Regions from separate parts of the Homo sapiens genome. Here region 2 is linked to region 1. A link is a contact called in ENCODE Hi-C or POLR2A ChIA-PET data. All regions are on one chromosome and are shown on one strand. Each heading gives the region's core, a stretch centred on a gene start or an enhancer-like site at or near the end of the contact. The rest is flanking DNA. Distances are from core to core; before and after follow the strand shown.

Region 1 (7,339 bases), core at 2,129-4,628:
ACAATGCACAGGACAGCTCCCCATAATAAAGAATTAACCTGTCAAAACTGTCAAAAGTGACTGGGTACAGTGGCTCACACCAGTAATCCCAGCACTTTGGGAGGCCAAGGTGGGTGGGCAGATCACCCAAGGTTAGGAGTTCAAGACTACCTGGGCCAACATGGTGAAACACTGTCTCTACTAAAAACACAAAAATTAGCTGGGCATGGTGGCTGGCACCTGTAGTCCCAGCTACTTGGGAGGCTGAGGTGAGAGAATCACTTGAACCCAGGAGGAGGAGGTTGCAGTGAGCCAAGATCTTGCCATTGCACTCCAGCCTGGGTGACAAGAGCAGAACTCCATCTAAAAAAAAAAAAAGAAAAAGAAACTGTCAAAAGTGGCCGGGTGTGGTGGCTCACACCAGTAATCCCAGAACTTTGGAAGGCTAAGGTGGGTGGGTTGCTCGAGCTCAGGAGTTCAAGACCAGTGTGGGCAACTTGGTGAAACCTCATCTCTCCAAAAAAAAAGTCAAAAGTGCCAAGGCTGAGAAATCCTGCTTTATACCAAGGTCTGCAAATTATTTCTATTAAGGGCCAGATGGTTAATATTTCCACCTTTGTGGGCCATGTGGTCTCCCTCACAGCTACTCAACTCTGCCACTGTAGCATGAAAGCAGCCACTGACAATATCCCAGCTGATGAATGGGTGCAGCTATTTTCCAATAAACTTTATAAAACTAATCAGCATGTTGGATCTGGGCCTGGGTTTTTGAATCCCTTCATAGCAGTGATTCTCAGTCTTTGGATGCTTGTTAGAAGAACCCAGCAGCTTTTAAGCAGTGGTATTTCCTGAACTCCACTCCTTAAAATTCTGATTGGATTGGTCTGGGATATGCCTCCAGGGTTGATATTGCCTAAGGGCTCTCCAGGGATTAGAAAGTACAACCAGCACTGAGAGCCACTGCTCTGAAGAGCTGCGGTTTGTGTATTTGAAGGTCGACTTGCACAGTAAACCCTTATCAGTAATCAGCAGACCCTTTTCTTGCAATCTGGCTTTTGTCCCATGCACTCTCCTGAAAGTCCCCAAATTAATGGCCTTTTTTTGTATTCATTCCTCTGAACCTCTGAGGTTCAGATTTAGAAACACTCCATGTTTCTTGAAACTCCTCACTCTCCTGATTCTCCTCCTGTGCTTCCAACTATTCCTCTATCTCTTCTTCCATCTCTTGAACCTTAAATATAGGTGCTCCCCTGAGAGCTGTTCTGAGACTCCTCTCTGACTAATTTTCCCTGGACTTTGTCATAGCTCTACCTGTCTATAAACAACATTCACACTGCTGTTGGCTTGATGTCTCCCACAAAGATTGGTTTAGTAGGTTACCTGGTGACTCGAGTCTTTCTTTTCTTTTTTTTTCCTTAAGACGGGGTCACACTCTGTCGCCCATACTGGAGTGCAGTGGTGCTGTCGTAGCTCACTGCAGCCTCTACCTCCAGGGCTCAAATGATCATTTCTCCTCAGCAAATTATTTTATTTTTATTTTTTGTAGAGATGGGGTTTCACCATTTTTCCCAAGCTGGTCTTGAACTCCTGTACTCAAGTGATCTGGCTGCTTCGGCCTCATAAAATGTTGGGATTACAGGCATGAACCACCACACCCAGCCTCTAGTCTTCGTTTGATATAGTTTTGGAAATTAGACATGAAAATTATTATTCATGAAACTAACCAAAAGTCTCCTTTTCCAAATATCAATTCCCACCTCATAGGAACTTTCATAGAACATTAAAAAAAAACTGTGATCCTTACTATGGAACCATCTTCACTGGAAAAAACTGCAGTAGTGTCATTTGGGGAATTTGTAGCTTACGTTATGCATCTAGACCTACCTCATGCTGAATAGAAAGTATATACAAATTTAAATAACACTTAATAAGTAGTATAAATGCTAATTTTGCATTTTATATCACCAGAACTGTCCTAGAGTTCAGAGTTATAATAATGAGGCACTTGCTCATTGGAAGATACGATCTATCTGGTAGACCTTGGCAGGAGATAAGAAGCACATACAAACTGTGTAACTGGCGAGAACTTTAAGAGGGTCTGTTTACCAAGGTGTGGGCGGGTGTATTTGTTTCCTAGGGCTGCAATAGCAAATTACCATAAACTTGGTGGCTTAAAACAAGAGAAAAGTATTCTCTCACTGTTCTGGAGTCCCGAAATCTAAAATTACGGTGTCAGCAGGGCTGCACTCCATCCAGAGGCTCTAGATAATTACCTTTCTTGCTTCTTCCAGCTTCTGGTAGCTGTTGGCAATCCTTGGCCTCCTTGGTTTGTGACCACATCACTCCAAGCTCTGCCCTTGTCTTTGTATCACTTACTCCTGTCCTTTCTCACTTTTGTATCACTTTCTCCTCGGTTTGTCTTCTTCTCTTTTGTCTGTGTCAAATCTCCCTTTGCCTTTCTCTTATAAGGACACTTGAGATTGGCCTTTCGGCCCACCTCAATAGTGAAAGATGATCTCCTCATCTCAAGAGCTTCAGCTTCATTACATCTACAGAGATCCTTTTTCTAAATAAGGTCATATTCATTCACAGGTTCTGTGAATGTGGACATGTCTTTTTTGGGGGCCACCATTCAATCCACGAGAGCAGGGTTGGGGGAAGCCAACAAGGAATGGCAAGGCCCTGTGAGGTCTGTCTTTACCACAACTAGGCCTGCAGCGGAAAGGGGAGGAAGCACACGATGGAACCTGGAGCCAATCACTATCACTGTAGGGTGGGGAGGGAGGTACCTGACAGCAGTGTGGCTTTCGAAAGAGAAATTCAATTAATGTGTGGGCTGCCATAAAGAGAGCCAGGAGAATAAAGATCCAGTTTCATCCTCCTCCTACCCTCCTATTTGTGCCTCCCATGAGTCAAGTCAAGATAAAAGAAAAAAAAAAAAAAAGAAGTTCAAATGAGGTTGCCTTCACAAGTGCAGCAATAGATTTAGTTCTTCCTATATGTAAAAAACAAATGAGAACTTTTTTTTTCCCTGTAATTTCAGACCATTACACACTGGTACTAGGAAGTACTAATTACCTCTGTGTTTTGGGAAAAGCACTATAAGCAGAGTATAAACCACCTTAGTCCTTTCCATACATAAGGATAATTCCATTACCATAAGCATTGTTACTATTATTTTACTCCCCTTATTTATATTCCTTCTCTCTACCAAAAGGAATTTAGGTGGCTCATGAAGAAGAGGTTATATTATTATAAGGATGATGAAACTGAAATAGAAAATCAAGACCATGGAAAGGAGGAGAGAGAAAAAATGTCAACCTGAAGGGCTGATATATTTGCTGTGATGGAGCATCAAATTCAGTTCTGCCCTCCTGGCAGCCGTCGTTATGATAACGTAGTTATGTCCACATTTCACTTGAACAGAGCTTCCCTTATCTAGTCACGAGAAACTCTGCAACACACAGTTCCACAAAGACTGTCTCCTCTCTGGTTCATGTAATAGTCACTTTCTATTATTAAAAATTACCAGATAATTTGCAGAGCTAATCACTTGTGAAAATAAAAACTTGTGGGTTGGGGAAAAAAGACTGTAGAGGAATATGGAAGGACTAGAAAGAAAAGAAATAATGAGGGAATGAAGAGGGAACATAGTTACAGTCAATGAAGCTCTTCTAATCATTTATTATTTAGACATTTTCTCACCCCTCCTTTTATATTTTTGTGTTATCGAGGGATAATTTATGTACAATGAAATTCACACATTTAAAGTGAATTGTTGATTATTTTTGACAAATGTTTATAGCTGTGAAACTAGCCTCGCAATCACGATACAGAACATTTCATCACCAGCCAAGATGCCCTCATACCCGTTACACCTAAATCTTTCCCTCCACTGCGGGCTGCTAGCAACAGCTGATCTGCTTCTTATCAATATAGTTTTGGCTTTTCTAGAATTTCACATATATAATATTTTATGCCTGACTTCTTTTACTTAGCATAATGCTTTTGAGATTCATCCATGTTGTTGCCAGATATCATAATTCATTCTCTTTTTATTGTTGACTAGTTAACCACTTTTTGAAAATATCACAGGTTATTTATGTGTTCACCAATTAATGGACAATTGAGTTGTTTCCAGTTTTTGGCAATTATGAATAAAACTGTTATGAATATCTGAGTACAAGTCTTTGTGTGAGCATACATTTTCATTTTCCTTGGGTAAATGCCTAAGTGGGATTAGTTATATGGTATATGTATATTTAACTTTATAAGAAACTGCCAAATTGTTTTAAAATTAGCTGTACAATTTTACATTCCCACCAGCAATGTATACTATTGTTTTGCATATTTGTCAACAGTTAGTATTTTGAGTCTTCTTTATTTGGGCCATTCAAGTGTGTGTGCGTAGGTGGTATTTTTTAAGTTTGCAGTTTCCTAATGGTTAATGATCGATATGGTTTGGCTGTGTCACGCAAAATCTCATCTTGAATTGCAATCCCTGTAATCCCCATAATCCCCACGTGTAAAGGGAGAGACCAGGTGGAGGTAATGGAATCATGGGGCCAAGTTTTCCCTATGCTGTTCTCGTGATTGTGAGTGAGTTCTCACGAGATGTGATTGTTTTATAAGTGTTTGATAGGTCCTCCTGTGTTCATTCTCGTTCTTGCTGCCTTGTGAGTGAGGTGTCTTGCTTCTCCTTCCACCATGATTGTAAGTTTCCTGAGGCCTCCTCGGCCACGCGGAACTGTAAGTCAATTAAACCTCTCTTCTTTCTAAATTACCCAGTCTTATAGCAGTATGAAAATGGACTGATAATATGATGATGTTAAGCATTTTTTTTTTAGTATTTGTTTACCCCTCTTTGGTAAACTGTGTGTTTAAATCTTTTGTTCATTTTAAAAATTGGGCTTTGTGTCTTATTAAATCCTAAAAAGTTCTCTTTGTTTTAAAATAGCCTCATTTAGACAAATCCATAAGCAAATGTGTTTTGCAAATTTTTTTCTTATGAAAAATATTACTTATACCATACAGCTATTGTAAGAAATTAGGTTAGCTATATGCAAAACTTCTGATACCTAGCAGCTACTTAGGAAATGCAAATTCTCTTCCCACACCTTTTCCCTTCACCAATAGATTCAAGTACTCTAGAAAAGTTAAGGATTGTGCAAGCAAGAAAAAGTTTTTGGGTGAGGACATTTTGGAGAGAATAATTTCAGGACACAGGTGAGGTTATAAGGGAAATTGCAAAGGATTAGAGAGGAATGGTAACGATTGAATCAAGAAGCACAGATGATTCAGATATTTGGGAGATGAGGGAAGAAGAAAGAAGGCAGTAGCATAAGTGTGAAGCAGCACAGTGTAGTGGTTAAGCACAGGAGTTTGCAGCCAGGTTTCTTGGCTTTGAAGCCCAGCTCTGCTGCCTGCAAGCCATGTTGAGTGTGGGCAGTCATTTAACCTGTGTGTGAAAATGCAGGGAAGAGAGCAGCTTGGGGGGTTGGGGAAAGCTTAGATTTGCATTTGCTAAAGAATATCAAGTACAGGGACCACAGAAATTCTGCAGGATATGTCAACTCAGATGATGATTTCTCTTTTCAATTAAGTGTGATGTTAAAGCATCTGCCCAGAAAGAGGAAAATCAACGGCAGCTTGAAGCTTAGGGGAAGTGAAGAAAATGAGGGATAGCAGTTGTTGAGACTTAGTGACTTGGCAAGAAAGGCATTAAAAGATCACTAATAGTCGAGAAGGAATCAGGTGAGCTTGGAGGGCATGAATAAAAAATGGCTTCCATCAACAGATTTTTGTGACTCACTCCAAATGACATTTATCAACCAGGAAGCAGGAGAGGGAGAAAACAGAACACAACCTACAGAGGGAAGAGATAGTGGTTGGCAAGACAGCAAATTTATAAAGGATTCTAGACGAGCACATTGTCAAAATGGTCAACTGTTTAACATATATCAAGACGATGGAATAGCAAGACACTAAGGAAGAAAGTGTTCATGAGCATGTTCTATTTCTGTAAGTAGAAAAAAGAAAGGATCAGGTAGGCACGGTGGCTCATGCCTGTAATCCCAGCACTTTGGGAGGCCGAGACAGGTGGATCACCTGAGGCTGGGAGTTCCAGGCCAGCCTGACCAACATGGAGAAAACCCATCTCTACTAAAACTACAAAATTAGCTGGGTGTGGTGGCAGCACATGGCTGTAATCCCACCTACTCAGGAGGCTGAGGCAGGAGAATCGCTTGAACCTGGGAGGCAGAGGTTGTGGTTAGCCAAGATCGTGCCATCGCACCCCAGCCTGGGCAACAAGAGTGAAAATCTGTCTTAAAAAAACAACAAAAAAAAAAAAAAGAAAGAAAGGATCATTTTTTTAAGTGGCAAATTTTAAATGGCAGCTCAAATGAACCAGAAAGTAAGATGGAAAGGAAAGCTGAAAAGGTAGTGGCTCACATACTTCAAGTTTGTTGATAACCCAATGTGGATGAAGTTGAACTGATGCATGGCGAGATATCCGATGGGAGGCTCTCTGATTATGGGGAATTTTAGAGTGGAGAGTTTCGAGGGAGAGAACTTTGGAGGTTGAGGCACATTAACTCATAAGTATTAGAGTTAGAGATGGAAGAAATAGCAAACTGGTTGATTAAAGGACTATCGGGTCAGTGTCAGGGAGTGTAATGCTGGGGGGTGGAAAGTGAAGATGCTCACACACACTGCGGAAGACAGTAGTCCCCATGGGACTAAGAGGCAGGTTTTAGAGATCAGTAGATTGTTGCAGAGATTTCTCAAGTATATTGTCTTGCCAACTAATCCTGAAAACAGGTGGTAGGTCTGGGTCCAGCTGAAGATTTGCTTGACCTTGTCTTACACCTAATGCTAAGCGAGTTTTTGTATTACCTTCTGTGATTGATGTCATCTCAGTATTCACAGCACACCCACACTGTGCTCCAGAAAACATGAAACTAACAAAGCCCAGCTCTCAGCATCTTCCTCCTCACTCTCAGACATAACAAGCCTGCTGGGACAATTCCAATGAGCTGCCTTTGCCTGGGACAGAAACGTAGGGCTGGAGAGGGTGGAAAACAAAATGATCTTCCTACCTGCTTCCTGTGGGGCCATTTTAAGCGGGTGGGAGAGTGGGAGGGAGAGCTTATCTATATTTCAGTGCTGGTTAAAAAACATACCTTGGCTTTTGATTCAAGGTACTAATTTATGTAGTTTACATATTTGCACTCTGAGCCCCACGGTTCTTAACCACAAGTACACAGGCGTGTAAAAGGCCATTTAAGATGAGTCACTGAAATCTCGAGGGGCGTTTGTTCTCCCTCCTGCCTCTTCCACTTCTAGCGTGTTAGGTGAA
Region 2 (7,339 bases), core at 2,236-4,735, 49 kb after region 1:
GGAAACAACAGACACTGGGGTCTACTTAACGTGGGAGGGCAAGAGGAGGGAGAGCAGCGGAAAATATAACTATTGGGTAATGATTTTCATCCTGGGTGACGTAATAACATGTACCACAAACCCCCATGACATGTGTTTATGTAACAAACCTTCACATGTACCCCCAAACCTAAAAAATTTAAAAAATTGTTTTCAGCACGTTAAAACTGTACAAAGCCCTTTGAATGCATTATCTCATTTAATCCTGACCACATTTTATTGAAGTTAACTGCGCAGGATTTTCAGGTTGATCTTTAGGAATCCTTGACTGCCTCTGGAGACACAGATCCACAATTTACAAAATCAAGCTGACGGTCAATGAGAACATCAAGATTTCCTCAAGGCTGGCCTGAGACTACTTATATCAGAATTGTCTCCAGAGCTTAGGGAAAACTTCGACTCCTGGGTTTCATGCCGAAACTTCCAAATTGGTATTTCTGAGGGTAGGGTCCAGGAATCTTCAACTCATTAATCTTCCCACCTTTCAAGGGGATTCTTATGCACCTTGAAATTGGAGGGCCACTGTTCTACCTATATTCATTAATTTCAGATTTCTATTAGATACATTAACTTTTATTAAGAGACAGGTTCTCACTCTGTCCCCCAGGCTGGAGTGCAGTGGCATGATCATAGCTCCCTGCATCCTGGAGCCCCTGAGTTCAAGGGATCCTCCCACCTGAGGCTCCCAAGTACTGAGACTACAGGCAAATACCATGCTGGGCTAATTTTTAAAATATTTTCTGTAGAGATGGGATCTCATTATGTTGACCAGGCTGGTCTCAAACACCAGGTCTTGGGTGATTCTCCTGCCTTGGCTTCCCAAAGATTTGGGATTACAGGTATGAGCCACTGCACCCAACCAGATATGTTAATTTTTTAAGAAGAAATTTACTAAATAATCTAATGTGGTGCTTAAGGCAGTCTACGATATTAAGTTCATAATAAAGTCTTTGGCCTGTTGCACTTATTAATAGCATCTTAATAAAACATCTATATGAGTAAATATTTAAGATACTATGTGATAGTCCTGATATGTGAGGCTTAGGTTCCTAAAAACACCATGGACGCTTTGGGAGGCCGAGGCAGGTGGATCATTTGAGGTCAGGAGTTCGAGACCAGCCTGACCAACATGGTGGAATCCTGTCTCTACTAAAAATACAAAAATTAGCCGGGCATGGTGGCGTATGCCTGTAGTCCCTGCTACTCGGGAGGCTGAGACAGGAGAATCGCTTGAACCCGGGAGGCAGAAGTTGCAGTGAGCTGAGATCACGCCATGGCACTCCAGTCTGGGTGACAGAGCTAGACTCCGTCTCCCAAAAAAAAAAAAAAAAAAAAAACCCCGCCATGGAAGGAGAATTCACAGGCAAGAAATTTTAGAATTTACGGGAATAGAGAGGTTGATGGATTAAAATCCTAAGAAAAGCTATTCTTTTATATATTTATTTGTGTGAACACAAAATTAAAATATTAAAGATATCTGTCTAAACGGACTATCATTGGGCCTTTTGCATGCCTTATATTAGTGTATTATTCCAGATTGTCTGTTGTAAGTGGCAGAAAGCCCAATCAAACTAACTTAAAAACATCTTTTCCCCTTGGCCCATATAACCGGAAAGGCAAGTTGGTAGTCTCGGCAGGATACCGGTGCACTTGGAGACCCCCAGGAATTTGTGTCTCTCCCATATGCCCTATATTGTCCACATTTGAGACAGGTTTCACCCAGTAGTGCAAAAAGATGACCATCACTAAGTCTAGGACTAGAGCACACCGGTATGACATTTCCTGGGAAAAATCCTTCTCTTTGTTAATTCCATTGAAAATCTCATGGCTGATCATCAGAGTTCTATGCACATTGATCAGAGTGATGCAGAACTTTTAATGTTCAGGCTGAAAGTGAAGTCAGCCTCACTAGAATTTGCTCTGAGAGCGGGGGAGGATGAATTCTTAAAGGAAAACCAGGAGGCTCTTTTTAGAAGAGAAGTATGGACCATGCAAGGTGAATACCACAGCTACAGTGGGTGAACGGAGAGGCATGCAGTTGGTTTTCATTTATTCTCTTTAAGATTTTTTTCTTTTTTGAGACGGAGTCTTGCTCTGTTGCCCAGGCTGGAGTGCAGTGGTGCTATCTCAGTTCACTGCAACCTCCGCCTCCCGGGTTCAAGCAATTCTCCTCTCTCAGCCTCCCAAGTAACTGGGACTACAGGCGCCCGCCATCACACCAGGCTAATTTTTTTGTAGTTTTAGTAGAGACGGGGTTTCACCGCGTTAGCTAGGATGGTCTCGATCTCCTGACCTCGTGATCCGCCCGCCTCAGCCTTCCAAAGTGCTGGGATTACAGGCGTGAGCCACCGCGCCCGGCCCTCTTTAAGATCTTTTAAGTAAATCTTTAGAATATTCCTTCTTTAGAGTTTCAATAGGATGTTTTTGGATTGCTGCAGACAACCTTCACAAAAGAGGCTTCTGTAGCCCCCCTACCCCCTGCATCGACCTCATTCCTTTTGAATTTTTTTTTTTTTTTTTTTGAGACGGAGTTTCACTCTTGTTGCCCAGGCTGGAGTGCAATAGCGCAATCTCGGCTCACTGCAACTTCCACCTCCCAGGTTCAAGCAATTTTCTTGCCTCAGCATCCCGAGTAGCTGGGGTTACAGACATGCGTCACCACGCCTGCCTAATTTTTGTATTTTTAGTAGAGATGAGTTTTCACCATGTTGGCCAGGCTGGCCTCGAACTCCTGATCTCAAGTGATGTGCCCACCTCAGCCTCCCAAAGTGCTGGGATTACAGGCGTGAGCCAACCACGCCCGGCCTATCTTTCTAATTTTTAACTCAGTTTTGATTTTCTTCTTTCTGGGCCCAATAATGAATAACTAGAACTCTTGGGATGTAAAACCTTTGTTTAGCTTTTTTTAAAACCTTGTTGGCATAGCCAACTAAGCATATCTCATACCTGGCCATAGTACAGAGGATTATATAGATTTAGTCATGAGGAATGTGTCATCAGGTTTAAGTCTGCAGTCAGACTTGCCTGAGTTCAAATCCTGATTTTATCATTTGCTAGCTGTGACCTGGGGCACATTTTAAACCTTTCTATGACTCAGTATCTTTGTCTACAGAGTCAGTCCAATAGTGCCCTCCCAACACGTTGCTGTGAGGATGGATTAAATGATCGGATCTATGTAGTACATTGTAAAGGCTCAATGAGCATTGACAAGAGTCTTTATGCCAAAGCTTGTGAAGTCTGCTGGTTACCTTTTTACTAGTATCTCATGCCTGTCTTCCTTACAAACATAAGTGTGTAGCTTTAAGCTTGGGATTTACTATCTCTCGACATTCTTTTCTTCTTTGCAAAAATCTTCATTACAAAACTCTCTACTCCAGTTCCACCACATACTTTACCTTCCTCTCCTATTTCCAGTTCTCATGTTCCCCTCTTCTCATTACTGCCAAGAGGACTGACTCAGCACTCTCTTATATGGAACTGAAATTCTTGAAGTTGCTAAAAAAGCAACGTAAAAGAAATCCTTATGAACAAAATTTTGGTGAGGTCAACTCAAGATGGGAGAATTTGTTCTATTATATATTTAGTTCTTAGATTTCACAAACAGATCTTGACTGCTTTACATGTGTGTCGATAAGACAGTTTGAAAGATTCATTGGGAGATAGAAAGCTAAATGATGCATTGCGTCTGCCCTTAAGGAGAGGAAAATTTTGAATCTGTTTTCCATTTTTATGCACTTGACTTTAAGATGAATTAAAACTGTTATAAAATGATCTGATTTTGAACATCTTTTAAAAGTAATTTGTTGTTACTTTCTCTGCATCTAATGAATCCACTGAAGAAGATGTAAAGGATGAAGATCACAATTTTAACTGATAATTATTGTGTGCTTACTGTATGTCAAGTCCTGTTCTAGGTGCTTTATTAACACTAAATCATTTAACTTATCATTCCCATGTTGCAGATGAAGAAATCGAGTCTCAGCTTAAGTCTCATGTCTAAGGTCGTGCAATTTATACATCTGGATTTTTTGAAATGCACAGGTATTTGCTTGTTAGGCATATACTTAAAGGAAAATCAGAAAATGTAGTAAATAATGATGTGGGGTTATGATAGCTCTTTGACTTTATGAATCATTAGAGTCATCCTAAAAGATTCTTCAGTTTGAAAATTCAGTTACTTCTTATCGTCTCATAATGTATTTCTATTTTGCTTCTGTCTATCCTCTTATTCATTTGTTTATTTGCTGACTTATTCAATAAATATTTAAGTGTCTACTCTGTTGCAAATCACATAAGACTCAGGTAAATAAAAGACTCATAGTTTCTCCAGAAGAGCGTGTTTTCAATCTAGGGGTGGTCACCTTTGGGAATTGAAAGTCATCCTCTATTAAATATTTTTTTTAAATTCCATTTTTGGGTGCTATTGACAGGGAAATCTGGGGTAAGTTAAGAAGGAGCCAAAATTTTCACTAGTGATAATACTGGCAAAGTTTTCTGGGGAGAAGAAAATGTCCTTTTTTGGAGCTTTTGCTTCTTTCTCCCCACACTTTGCCCACATGCTTTAGCTATAATTTCCTGTCAAACTTACTGATGTACTAATAAATAATGAAAAGGCTGATGCTGTTAGCCATTTCAGAATTACAAAAGCTTCTTTTTCTCAATACTATTGCCAATATTTATTTCTTAGGATTGTATATTACATTCAGAAAAACAAATATCCAAAAATGTAGATCTACTTGATAATGTAAACTGTCTTATTTTTATCAATACTGTTGTATTCCTGGTTTTGACTGTTTCCATCTCACTGCTGATGGAATTCCTAGTAAAACAAAAGAAAAAGCCTTATGTTCTTAATATAATAGTAGAGGGAGCATTTCATAATTCTTTAGAAAGGCCTACAGACCTAAAAGTGAGGATGCTTTCTAATGAGGAATCTGCATCACCTGGCCCAAGATCTGGTGAACTAAAGAGTTTGGGATCTAGATAGAAGTGAAAAATATGAACTCCAGAAAAGAAAGACTCTTAAATTCTCATGATAGAACATCAGATTTTCAACTACTGCAAGACAAATTTTTACTTATTTCTGGTTTCTGGAAGCTATGTTAAATTAGTTTGTGTTCTAAAATTTGAAAAGAATAGTCTGATTAAATTTCAAGATTACAAAATCCTCCCCAATGATATATTAAAATATGTATTTGATGTAAAATATAAATCTTTAAAATACATATTTGATTTTTTTCCCCTATAGGTAAAACACAAAAACCTAAGATGGAGAAAGGTATAATATATTCAACCTCAATTTCATGCTTCCATCTTCGTCTTTGACTGGAGGCCAGAGATTCTGAACATACTTTTTGGTTATTTCATAAGACTCACAAACCTAGTTGCAGGTGATGAAAAACTTAACACTGTTTGGCATAAGCCACTCAACTGCCTTGGGAGAGTTGGAAATTTTCCCTTTCCCAAAGCAGCAGAGCTAGTCGTTGAGAAGGAAATGAAGCACTGCTGCATATAATGTGTAAATTCTACTTCTTAGGCTTAAAAAGAATGCTTACCAATTGAAAACAGAGGCCACGTGGGGTATGACCAATGACCTTGTTCACATAAAGGTGTTAGAACTAGCAAGATTTTTCTGGCTTTTCCCCCTCTCTATATATTCATGGAGGTATGTGTGGTCAGTGATTTGGGCATCTTCAGAATTCAGGTTTCTGAGTTTCCATAGACAACCTAGTAGAGAAAATTTTGGTTCTTGATCCAGGTGTTGTTGACTTTTAGTCTAAGATATTTATGTCTCAAATAAGTAGAGCGTTTTAAAGATTTCTTCAAGGTTTTGAGAACAGGAAAGACAGAGTGCTTTTTAGCATTGAAAGATATCTTTAATTTTCTCATTTCCTGTGTCTGGTGTATTCACCTTCAATATTTCTTTCCTATCAACAAATTTCTAAACAGCTCTCCAATAGCATTCCATTTGAAATGAAATTGATTTTGTCTTGATGTAGCTAACATTAGGAGCTAAGTGCATATTTCCTGTTTAATCATTTCAACTTCATTTCCTAAAAAATGAACATACTGAGTATTTAACCTCTTTGGTGGTAGGAAAAAAAAAGTGCAGTCTTGTTGGCCCAGAGCCTAAAAACACCCAATAAGAGCTTTAAAGGCAGCAGTGTAGGAAGCAGTTAAGTATGTAATTAGAAACAAATCTAGAATCCTAAGATTTTCATTGGATAAAAACTCAGAATTTCTGGGAGTCAATCTTAAAAGGCACCTAATCCAATCACACATCTGGAGTTTAAGTCCCATCACACCCTTGCCAAGCAGTCACCCTAACATATAATGTCTTATCATGGCAGGGACGGGGAACTTAGCATACCCCAAAACAGCTCTTCCAATCATAAGGAAGGTTTTCATTATGTGGACTCAGCATCTATGTCATGGTAATTTTTACTCATTGGCTCTGGAGAAATCAATGGGGGGCACACAAAACAACATCAACATTCTATTCCACAGCTCAGTAAAATTTTAGACAGTCTGACACCTCCAATTCTATCAACAGTACCTGCATTTCAGCTCTGTACTGCACAGACTCTGATTTGTTTATGAGAGTTTGCTACTATGACACCTGATCTCAAGCCCTTGTTCAAGTTGTAGCCCGAGCAGGGCAGAGTAAATCATGACTTTCATCAGTCTTATTCACAGCAGTGAGATTCTATTAAAGTCTCAACAACAACAAAACAACCTGATTCAAAAAGTGCCAAGACATTTATCCAAAAAAGATGTACAAATGGCTAAAAAGCCATGAAAAAATGCTCAAAATCACTGGGGAAATGCAAATCAAAACTATAATGAGAAACCATCTCATACCCATTAGTATGGCTACTATCAGAAAACCCCCCAGAAAAATACCAAGTGTTGAAGATGTGGAATAATTGGAACCCTTTTGCACTGCTGATGGGAATGCAAAATGGAATAGTCACTGTGGAAACAATACAGTAGTTCCTCAAAAAATCAAATAGAATTACCATATGATTCAGCATTTCTATTTTGGGGTATATACTCAAAAGAATTAAAGCAGGATTTCAAAGATATTTGTACATCTATATTCATAATAGCTAAAATATGGAACCAGCCCAGGTGCTCGATAAACGAGTGGATAAGCAAAATGTGTATTTATATCTGAAATATCATTCAGCTTTAAAAAGGAAAAAAACTCAATATTTGCTATAACATGGATGAATCTTGAGGACGTTATGCTTAGTGAAATAAGCCAGTCACAAAAAATATACTTTATGGTTTCATTTCT

What was found. A loop is a pair of places that touch in the nucleus more often than their neighbours do. ChIA-PET counts read pairs that join two places held with the same protein, here RNA polymerase II (POLR2A). Pooled maps may share reads with other maps.
Region 2: a map of chondrocyte shows a loop between it and region 1 (2.0-fold over the local background). The contact joins two enhancer-like sites. A Hi-C loop is called at or near these places in 2 of 168 maps with a recorded cell type or tissue (CD8-positive, alpha-beta T cell and chondrocyte) and 1 of 50 pooled maps. POLR2A ChIA-PET finds 5 or more read pairs at or near these places in 1 of 52 experiments (activated T-cell).

The regions. Positions count from the first base shown.
Region 1 is chr2:160,509,910-160,517,248 of GRCh38, forward strand. No RefSeq gene overlaps it. Among named protein-coding and RNA genes, the nearest start is that of RBMS1, 20 kb to the left of the region's middle. RefSeq lists an enhancer at 5,012-5,181. Within about 2 kb of position 3,379, at least 2 of the 41 ENCODE cell types and tissues checked have a DNase peak (open chromatin) inside an H3K27ac peak, as active enhancers do.
Region 2 is chr2:160,558,631-160,565,969 of GRCh38, forward strand. All of the region lies in intron 2 of LOC105373718 (a long non-coding RNA gene), which reads right to left. Among named protein-coding and RNA genes, the nearest start is that of RBMS1, 68 kb to the left of the region's middle. Within about 2 kb of position 3,486, at least 3 of the 41 ENCODE cell types and tissues checked have a DNase peak (open chromatin) inside an H3K27ac peak, as active enhancers do.